Regions from separate parts of the Homo sapiens genome. Here all the other regions are linked to region 1. Evidence: chromatin contacts called from ENCODE Hi-C or POLR2A ChIA-PET data. All regions are on one chromosome and are shown on one strand. Each heading gives the region's core, a stretch centred on a gene start or an enhancer-like site at or near the end of the contact. The rest is flanking DNA. Distances are from core to core; before and after follow the strand shown. Region 1 holds the start of LINC01010 (long intergenic non-protein coding RNA 1010). Region 2 overlaps SGK1 (serum/glucocorticoid regulated kinase 1). Region 3 overlaps SGK1 (serum/glucocorticoid regulated kinase 1).

The links. A loop is a pair of places that touch in the nucleus more often than their neighbours do. ChIA-PET counts read pairs that join two places held with the same protein, here RNA polymerase II (POLR2A). Pooled maps may share reads with other maps.
Region 2: a loop to region 1 is called in a map of PC-3, with 10 times the contacts of the local background. The contact joins the enhancer-like site here to the promoter of LINC01010 in region 1. A Hi-C loop is called at or near these places in 5 of 168 maps with a recorded cell type or tissue (CD14-positive monocyte, GM12878, PC-3 and 2 more), 22 of 37 single-sample maps with no recorded cell type and 16 of 50 pooled maps. POLR2A ChIA-PET finds 5 or more read pairs at or near these places in 4 of 52 experiments (activated CD4-positive, alpha-beta memory T cell, activated CD8-positive, alpha-beta memory T cell and activated naive CD4-positive, alpha-beta T cell).
Region 3: a pooled map shows a loop between it and region 1 (1.9-fold over the local background). The contact joins the enhancer-like site here to the promoter of LINC01010 in region 1. A Hi-C loop is called at or near these places in 2 of 50 pooled maps. POLR2A ChIA-PET finds 5 or more read pairs at or near these places in 5 of 52 experiments (HEK293T, Panc1, RWPE1 and 2 more).

What each region holds. Positions count from the first base shown.
Region 1 is chr6:134,436,188-134,439,097 of GRCh38, forward strand. LINC01010 (long intergenic non-protein coding RNA 1010) reads left to right here and starts at 1,529. Exons shown (of 3, transcript NR_038217.1): 1 at 1,529-1,694. All of the region lies in intron 4 of CT69 (cancer/testis associated transcript 69), which reads right to left. RefSeq lists enhancers at 1-914, 64-358, 1,516-1,575.
Region 2 is chr6:134,234,683-134,237,571 of GRCh38, forward strand. The region is part of intron 2 of SGK1 (serum/glucocorticoid regulated kinase 1); the gene reads right to left. Among named protein-coding and RNA genes, the nearest start is that of SGK1, 82 kb to the right of the region's middle. RefSeq lists enhancers at 1,119-1,278, 1,319-1,608, 1,749-1,798. Within about 2 kb of position 1,454, at least 8 of the 41 ENCODE cell types and tissues checked have a DNase peak (open chromatin) inside an H3K27ac peak, as active enhancers do; they include CD14-positive monocyte and GM12878, where a contact is called at or near this core.
Region 3 is chr6:134,215,105-134,218,041 of GRCh38, forward strand. The region is part of intron 2 of SGK1 (serum/glucocorticoid regulated kinase 1); the gene reads right to left. Among named protein-coding and RNA genes, the nearest start is that of SGK1, 100 kb to the right of the region's middle. Within about 2 kb of position 1,292, at least 3 of the 41 ENCODE cell types and tissues checked have a DNase peak (open chromatin) inside an H3K27ac peak, as active enhancers do.

The DNA of each region.
Region 1 (2,910 bases), core at 279-2,778:
ACACCCTCGAGAAGAGAAAGGAATGGAATATTTTTGTTTTTATTTGTAGCTAAAACAAGATTTCACTGTTTACTAGTTTCTAAATACCAAAACAATGATGGGATTCTGTCATCTTCCTGGTCACTTACTGCTCATCGCTCACTGTGTGGGGAGTGCAATGAGTCAGTGGCAAATGCTCTGCAGACACGCCCCTTGTTCATCTGAAACGCACAAAGGAGGGGTGGGCTGTGTGACTAAGCCTGTGTGTGGATTCTTACAGTAAGTTATGTTTCTGAGAAACAGGCACTAACAATAGCTCATTTAAAAAACAAAACACAACGAAATAAGCACCATTACAATTGGTGAAAAACATGTTTAATCTTTTGCCTAAGAAAGTTTTGATAGCCCAACATAATTGAAATGGTGGCTATGCATCGTTCCACCCTAGTTACTCTTAACGGCATGTTTTGAGTCACCAAACGTGCGTCCTGCTCAGCCTTGCCCAGGCAACTGTGAACGACAGCCCTTTCCAGAGGACCTCAGAATGACAGGGGCATGTCACAGCACCTTCCTTTCTTCCAAGAAATGCCAGGTCACAGGGGGTGTTCACTTATTCTCAAGTGACATTCTTGTCCTTAAAATATTTTTTTCCTCCATTATGGTTGTGACAATTGTTAGCATAAATATTAGCCTGAAAGAAGGACAATTCTTATGAAGCCCAAATTGGGTTTAAGTTATAAGTAACAGTTGTGTTTTTAAAAAATAACTCATCCTCATCATACAACCAGATAAAGTAGAAATCAATTGTCATATAAGATATACAAAATTTGGGTATAAATAAAAAGATAACAACTGGATTAAAATGATCCTTTGCCATATTTTACTCTCTTGGAAGTGAACTCTGAGCATACATATAATGATATGCCTAAAAAGTGTCAATGACACAGCTATTTTCAATGAAATTAAGGAAATAAAAGACCCAAAATGCTCATACTTAAGATTTGTTAAACCTTATCCCTGGTCAACATTCTATGCAGATCTGAAACTGAAACTATTGCAAAATGATGCAAGACTGTAAGTACTCTCTGGAGTTTGGGTGCATTATTTTTGTAATTCCTTTTATGTAATGGAACTATTTCTTTTTCCAGGGCCATATAAACACCTGAAGAGAGGACGATGTCAGGTCGACAGATTGTGGAATTTAGATTCAGCACCTAAGCTATTTGAGGTTGACACTCACTGAAATCTTGAGTGTTTGCACCTGCTGTGGAATAAGTCATTGTCCTTGGACACCTTACAAGGTGGAGTTTGTGCACATTTGGGAAGAAGGAGGCGGCTGGCAGAGTGACTTCCTTATCGACCCACTCACCAGCATCTCCATCTCCCTCAGGGGGTGCTGTCCACCCACCGTGTTTTGTTTACATCAGTAGCAAAGACATATGAATCATCTTCCACTTTTTAGCTATGAATGAAGAAGTAACCTCTGACACCCACTAGTGCGACTGGCCCTTACATGCTGGTATATGTCAGACTCTTAGCATCACTCTCATTTCATACTGCTGTTGATGATGTGAATTTTGGAAATATTCTCCCCTATTGGGTCTTTCTCCATGACAGATGATGTCCTTTGGCTTCGGTTTTTTGCCTAAGAACTGTAAGTGGTGCTTGCTAGCCCTACTAAGAATCCTGCCATTGTTGCAAATTTCAGAAAAAAGGTAATGCATTTAAGGAACTTTTCCCTTTGTTACAATTATTTTCTTTCTATATTAAGTAGCTTATAATTAGGATAAAGAGATTACAGAAACAGGGATGGAGAAGGACGGGTTGAGGGGAGGAGAGAGAGTGCTGGAGAGACAATATCATCACTAGGAAAAGACATGAGTAAAAAAATAGCGCAAACAAGAATTATGCTCCTCAAAAAAGAGCTTTCTGGTCACCTTGCAAGGATTCTATAAAAGTTACAGGTTACAATCGAAATAAGTAAAATATTTAGTTAACAAGGAAATGTGCATCGTGCACATAATTACTGAAAGTTATTACCAGTCACTGTGGTAGGAACTGGGGATTAGAGAGAGAACGGATCTGTAGTTCTAGCCTCAAGGAGTTACTGTTTAGCATTAGAGGCAAAATGAAAAAGTACTCATTGTTTCTGCCCATGTTTGCAAAAAGGGGACAAGTTATTGGTCCCCAAAGTAAATGAGATAATGAGAAAAAACTTCAGGGAAAAAACTGAGAATACTATAGCTGATTAACTTACTGTTTAGTTCTCTTAAAAATATCTACCTTCTTATCATTATAATTCTGGAATGAAAATCAGGAGGACTGCCTAGTACTGCCAATTCTGACAGTGATCTGGTAAGACATTTTCAATTATTTCCTCTGTAAATGTTTTAATATCAGATTAGAAATGTGTTTCTACTTTCTAATTTGTAACGTAAGACTTCAAAATCTGTTTGAAAACTACTGTAGAAAGTCTGTGTTGAAGGATAAAATTCCCCGATATTTTAGAATGGACTCTTTGCATTCAATTAATTTATTAGTTAAAGACAGTGATTAATGCATCCTAAAATATTTAGGGATGTAGTCTTTTCTAATTATTTCACTATAGCATAGAAGAATTGCTATTAAGAGTTGGCCAACAGGCCAGGTGCAATGGCTCATGCCTGTAATCCCAGCACTTTGGGAGGCTGAGGCTGGATCACTTGAGCCCAGGAGTTTGAGACCAGCTTGGGCAAAATGGCAAAACTCTGTCTCTGCAAAAATACAAAAATCAGTCAGGCATGGTGGCTTGTGCTTGTAGTCTGAGCTACTCAGAGTTGGGGGCTGAGGTGGGATTCGCCCGGGAGAAACGAATAGAGAGGTCTGGGTATGCAGGGATATAGGGTCAGGTTACCAAGTTAGCTGAGCACATCGGGTCCCCTGTGGATATTG
Region 2 (2,889 bases), core at 204-2,703, 200 kb before region 1:
TCTGGCCAACATGGTGAAACCCCATCTCCACTAAAAATACAAAATTAGCCAGGTGTGGTGATGCATGCCTGTAATCCCAGCTACTCAGGAGGCTGAGGCAGGAGAATGGCTTGAACCTGGGAGGTGGAGGTTGCAGTGAGTTGAGATTGCGCCATTGCACTCCATTCTGGGCAACAAGAGTGAAACTCCATCTTATAAATAGATAAATAAATAAGACTAATTGGAAAACTTGGAAATTATTTAGAAGACAGCTCCAAGGATGGCAAAATGAGTCAAGTATTGGAAAAAAAGACCAATGAGGAGAGGCAAACAAGACATAATTAATTTTCTTGAAGAGAAGACCAAATGACAATTGAAGAAGACAGTCTATGAATTTATAGAGAGCTTTATATACAGACAGGGTTGGTTATCATCGCTGAGTATAAAACAAGGGAAACAGGCTTGGTGTGTAGCATAATGGCTTTGTTCGACACAGTAAAGCTAACTAAATGTCAAAATAAGATGCAGGTGGAGGTTGAGCAGTCTTTTCTAAAGCCATGAATAATAAGATAGCAGCTTCTTTGTATGGCTCTGACTGAAGGTGAGAGATGTGCTATGTAAGCTTTCACATCGCTTCCAGGGCTAAGATTCAGGTCCTTGGGGAATATCTTCCTGAATTCAGGGAGTTAATGCCAACTCTGAAATCAAATTACTGGAACATAGTAAAGAAAGCGGGGGGAGGAAGCAACTAGAATCAAGATGAAAATGTAACTTCAAACCCTGTTTAGAAAAAAATAATGAGATTACTTTAAAATAATAAAATTTATTATTAAAAATTTAGAGAAGTTTTGACAAGGAGGAAGTGGAAAAAATAGATATTTTTATTTATTTATTTATTTATTTATTTATTTATTTATTTATTTATTTTTGAGACAGTTTCCCTCCTGTTGCCCAGGCTGCAGGGCAATGGCACGAGCTCGGCTCACTGCAACCTCCACCTCCAGGGTTCAAGTGATTCTCCTGCCTCAGCCTCTCGAGTAGCTGGGACTACAGGCATGCACCACCATGCCTGGCTAATTTTTTTTGTATTTTTGGTAGAGAAGGGGTTTCACCATTTTGGCCAGGCTGGTCTCAAACTCCTGACCTCAGGTGATCCTCTCTCCTCGGTCTCCCAAAGTGCTGGGATTATAGGTGTGAGCCGCCGCACCTGGCCATAGATATTTTAGATAAGGAACAAGATCAAGCATTAAACTGTGAACAAGGTATTTCTAATTAACTAATTTTTTTTTTCAAACACAGCCTTAGGAAACGTGACTCCAACCATGGAGAGTTTAGGTCAGCCCTGATTTTGAGGCCACATGCTCCATCCTCACAGGTGGGTGAGGTCCCTTAGTTGGTATTGTTTGATGATTCTATTAGTTCTTGACTTTTCTGTATATATTTTAATGTACAGTAAAGGGATTGTAGTATTGGCAGGTTTGTCCCAAAATAGACTGTGAGTCAGTTATGAAGGAGGGGGATTCCAGGAACTAGAATTTAAGAGTGAGGAAGTTAAACACAAATTTACATATGACTCAGTACTAACACATTTTACATAATATTGGGTACTTTCTCTTCCTGTAATTGCCTCTATGCTTCATTTGTTGTTTTCACCAATAGCCCTAAATAAGTGGTTTTAAAAAACATTAAGGGAGGCTGGTAGATCACGCCTGTAAGCACTTTTGGGAAGCTGAGGTGGGCGAATTGCTTGAGCCCAGGAGTTCAAGACCAGCCTGGGCAAGATGGCGAAACTCCGTCTCTACAAAAAATACAAAAATTAGCTGGGCATGGTGACACGTGCCTGTAGCCCCAGCTACTTGGGAGGCTGAGATGGGAGGATCACCTGAGTCTTTGAGGTTGAGGCTGCAAAGAACAACAATCTCCCCACTGCACTCCAGCCTGGATGACAGACCGAGACTCTATCTCAAAAATAAATAAGTAAATAATGAATTTTAAACACACACACACACAGACCCACACACAACCATTAAGGGATGACTAATTTGGGGTGTCTTGCCAGCAATTCAAATGTCTAAAATAGCCTTATTCTAGCATTGAATGTTAAAGCCTTTTTCTTTAGACAGACTAATTGCAGAATGAAATGGTTTGCTACCTGTTGAGCTCCAATTCTCCCCTTCTCAAAAAATCAAGAGGCTATGAACTCGCAAGTGTTAATGGGATTCAGATAGAAGCCATCACTGCTATTTTAAATTTTCCTGTGTCTCCCACTAACATTATATCCAAACATCAAAACATCCACAACAATCATCCCCAAGGTTGCTGCTGTATTATTTATAAATGAACACATTGTTGGGTGAATACATTCCACTTTTGAAATTAATTTTCTTTTTCTTTTTCTTTTTTTTTTTTTTGAGATGGGGTCTCACTCCGTCACCCAGTTTGGAATGCAGTGGCGCGATCTCAGCTCACTGCAACCTCTGCCTCTGGGGCTCAAGCGATCCTCCTACCTTAGCCTCCCAAACAGCTAGGACTGCTGGCACATGCCACCATGCCCGGCTAATTTTTTTGCATTTTTGGTAGAGACAGGATTTCACCATGTTGCCCAGGCTGGTCTCAAACTCCTGAGCCCAGGTGATCTACCCACTCTGGCCTCCCAACGTGCTAAGATTACAGTCATGAGCCACTGTGCCTGGCCTGAAATTAATTTTCACTGGTTTATTTTCATAAAATAACGCTGGACACAGTGGCTCATGCCTGTAATCCCAGCACTTTGGGAGGCCAAGGCAGGCAGATCACTTGAGGTCAGGAGTTTGAGACCAGCCTGGCCAACATGGTGAAACCCCATCTTTATGAAAAATACAAAAAATTAGCCAGGCGTGGTGGCATGCGCCTGTGATCCCAGCTACTCAG
Region 3 (2,937 bases), core at 42-2,541, 220 kb before region 1:
ACATGAGAGTAAGTTTTCTTTCTTTCTTTCTTTTTTTTTTTTTGAGAGAGCTTTGTTGCCCAGGCTGGAGTACAGTGGCTGGCTGACTACAACCTCCGCCTCCTGGGTTCAAGCAATTCTCGTGCCTCAGCCTCCTGAGTAGCTGGGATTATAGGCGCCTGCCACCATGCCTGGCTAATTTTTGTATGTTTAGTAGAGACAGGGTTTCACCATGTTGGCCAGGCTGGTCTCGAACACCTGACCTCAAGAGATCTGCTCACCTCAGCCTCCTAAAGTGCTGGGATTACAGGCATGAGCCACGGCGCCTGGCCGAGAGTAAGTTATTAATAGTTCTACTGATGTCAGAAATAAGATGTAGTCTGAATTCCATGAATTGTTTCCAGTTAATGGAAAGTTGAATTGTGGTGGAATTGGTAGGGAAAAAAAGCAGTTATGGTCCTCTGTCTCCATTCTAGTTCATCCTTATTTAAAGAATATTACTCCAGGCAGTGAGCACATGCGCGCGGTGGCTCATGCCTGTAATCCCAGCACTGTGGGAGGCCGAGGTGGGCGGATCACCTGAGGTCAGGAGTTCCAGACCAGCCTGGCCAAAATGGCAAAACCCCGTCTCTACTAAAAATATAAAAATTAGGCCAGGCGTGGTGGCTCACGCCTGTAATCCCAGCACTTTGGGAGGCTGAGGCAGGTGGATCACCTGAGGCTGGGAGTTCGAGACCAGCCTGACCAACATGGAGAAACTACGTCTCTACTAAAAATACAAAATTAGCCAGGCGTGGTGGTGCATGTCTGTAATCCCAGCTACTTGGGAGGATGAGGCAGGAGAATCGCTTGAACCCAGGAGGCGGAGGTTGCAGTGAGTTGAGATCGCGCCACTGCACTCTAGCCTGGGTGACAGAGCAAGACTCCATCTCTAAAAACAAAAAAAGAACATTTCTTCAACAAAATAAATATATTCACGTATGCATAAATTTTTTAAAACTTTTTTTCTTTTTATAAAAAAATCAGTTTTCTCAGGTTGAAATGTTAAAATCACCTCTGATGAAGATAGAGAACTAAAATATAAAATATGGGTTTGTCTCTGATTCCTTTTTGGTTTATAATAATTTGCATATGGCTTTCCATGGATCACTTTAGCAGTTTGTGCTAAAGTCATTAGTTCTTCCTAAGATACAAAAGAAATTCTCAAAATGCTTGTTTCCTATTAGGCAGGGAAGTTGTTTTTCTCATCTCTCAAGTTGCATGACCAAAAGTAGCAAAAATACTTTATCTCTAGGGAAGTGAAAGCTTGCTTCTCAAATTGCTTTAGTGAGGCTTTAGGAAATGGCCCCTGGCTGGTATCATAGGATATAATACCGTCTTGCAAATAGTAATTTTGAATTCAGTTCTTTGTATCTATGAGATAAAAGAGTCTTCTTCCATTGACTGTCTTAGATGGGCTTATCACATTCAACAGTATTTACTGAGCATTTGTTTTAAGAAACTACTACCCTAGTTGCTAACTCATTGCTCCCTAGACATTGTATTTGGATTGAGGAGCAGAACATAGACATCAACAAAACAGATCTGGAACCCGATATCATGTACCTCTAAATGTGAAGTATGCGGTAGAGCTAATGTTTTGTCAGAGTTTAAAGAAGGAAGCAATAATATGGGCAAAGTTGTTGAGCAAGGCTTCAGGGAGGAAGTAGAACCTGAACAGGCTTTTAAAAACACTGGCACCATTTGGATTGGTGAGGAGGCGGTAGAAGGGTGTCCTCTCTGGGTGGGACAGCACAAACAAAGGTGTGGGAACAAAACTCAACAAGGCACATTTGGGCAACACTTGGTTGAGCAATTCCATGGGAGTGCAAGACTCATGGGCGAAATCATTGGAAGCCACATGGTGGAAGGCTTTAAATGTCAATGTGTTCTTCATGCCATGGAAATTCAGAAGGCTTGGCAGTTTGCAGGAAAGACCAGAATTGAAGAATACAGGAGCTGAGGGGATCAGGGGACTGCTATAACAACAGGGAGTTGACAGAGCACGAACTCACATGGGAGCTCTGAAAGTGAAAAGGCAGGGATGGGTGTGGAGGGCAGCTAGAAGAATGCTTTGCAAGACTTGAAGAATGACTGAAAACTAGGGAAGATGGGGGAATCCAAAACATTTCATGGCTTTGGAATTTGGTGACCAGGCAGATGGTCATAGAGGGTCAAAGCTGTCCACGAGCTCCAGCAACAGGAGGAAGCACAGCATTCTGTGCTCAGACTAGTGTGGCAGGCCTGCAGAATGCGTGTGGGCCCTTGTTCCTGTGCTTGGCTGAGGGCTTCCTGAGAGCAGTTGCTCCATCTCTGACCCACCGGACCACTACTGCCTTTGGATCCTGGGTGGTGGGCTTCACTCACACAGTCGAATGGGTTTCTCATGCCTTTGTCCCTGGGCTACAGTCCTCCACTTCACACCACACCGGTCAAGATGGAATGTGGCCACATTATCTCACTACAGCAAACATGCCCATAGTTTGCAAATTTGGTACATCAACCGCCACGCTCATAAAGATGATGGTTTGGACCAGGATAGCAGGAGTCTGGTCAAGAGATTAATGCAGGGTCAGAGATCAGGAGTCTTATCATCTTGATCTCTGCAAGCTAATGATTTATCCTTCTTCAATTGCTTAACATTAATCACATTTATATAACATGAGGCCTAGGAACAATACTTGACCCCACAAGAGATTGTGATTCCAAACAACTAGTCAGATGTTCCTCCTTTTGTGGTTTTATTTCATTTGCATTCTTTTTTATTTTGATATTTTTCAGTTTGGCCTTTGTAATTGCAAACAGCTTAAGGCAATTCACCACCCAACCCACTTCACTTATTTATGTTTCCTGCCTGGCTCAGCAAGCACTTGAATTTAAACTCTGGTCTACACAAGGTCAAGATATTCAGGTCAAATG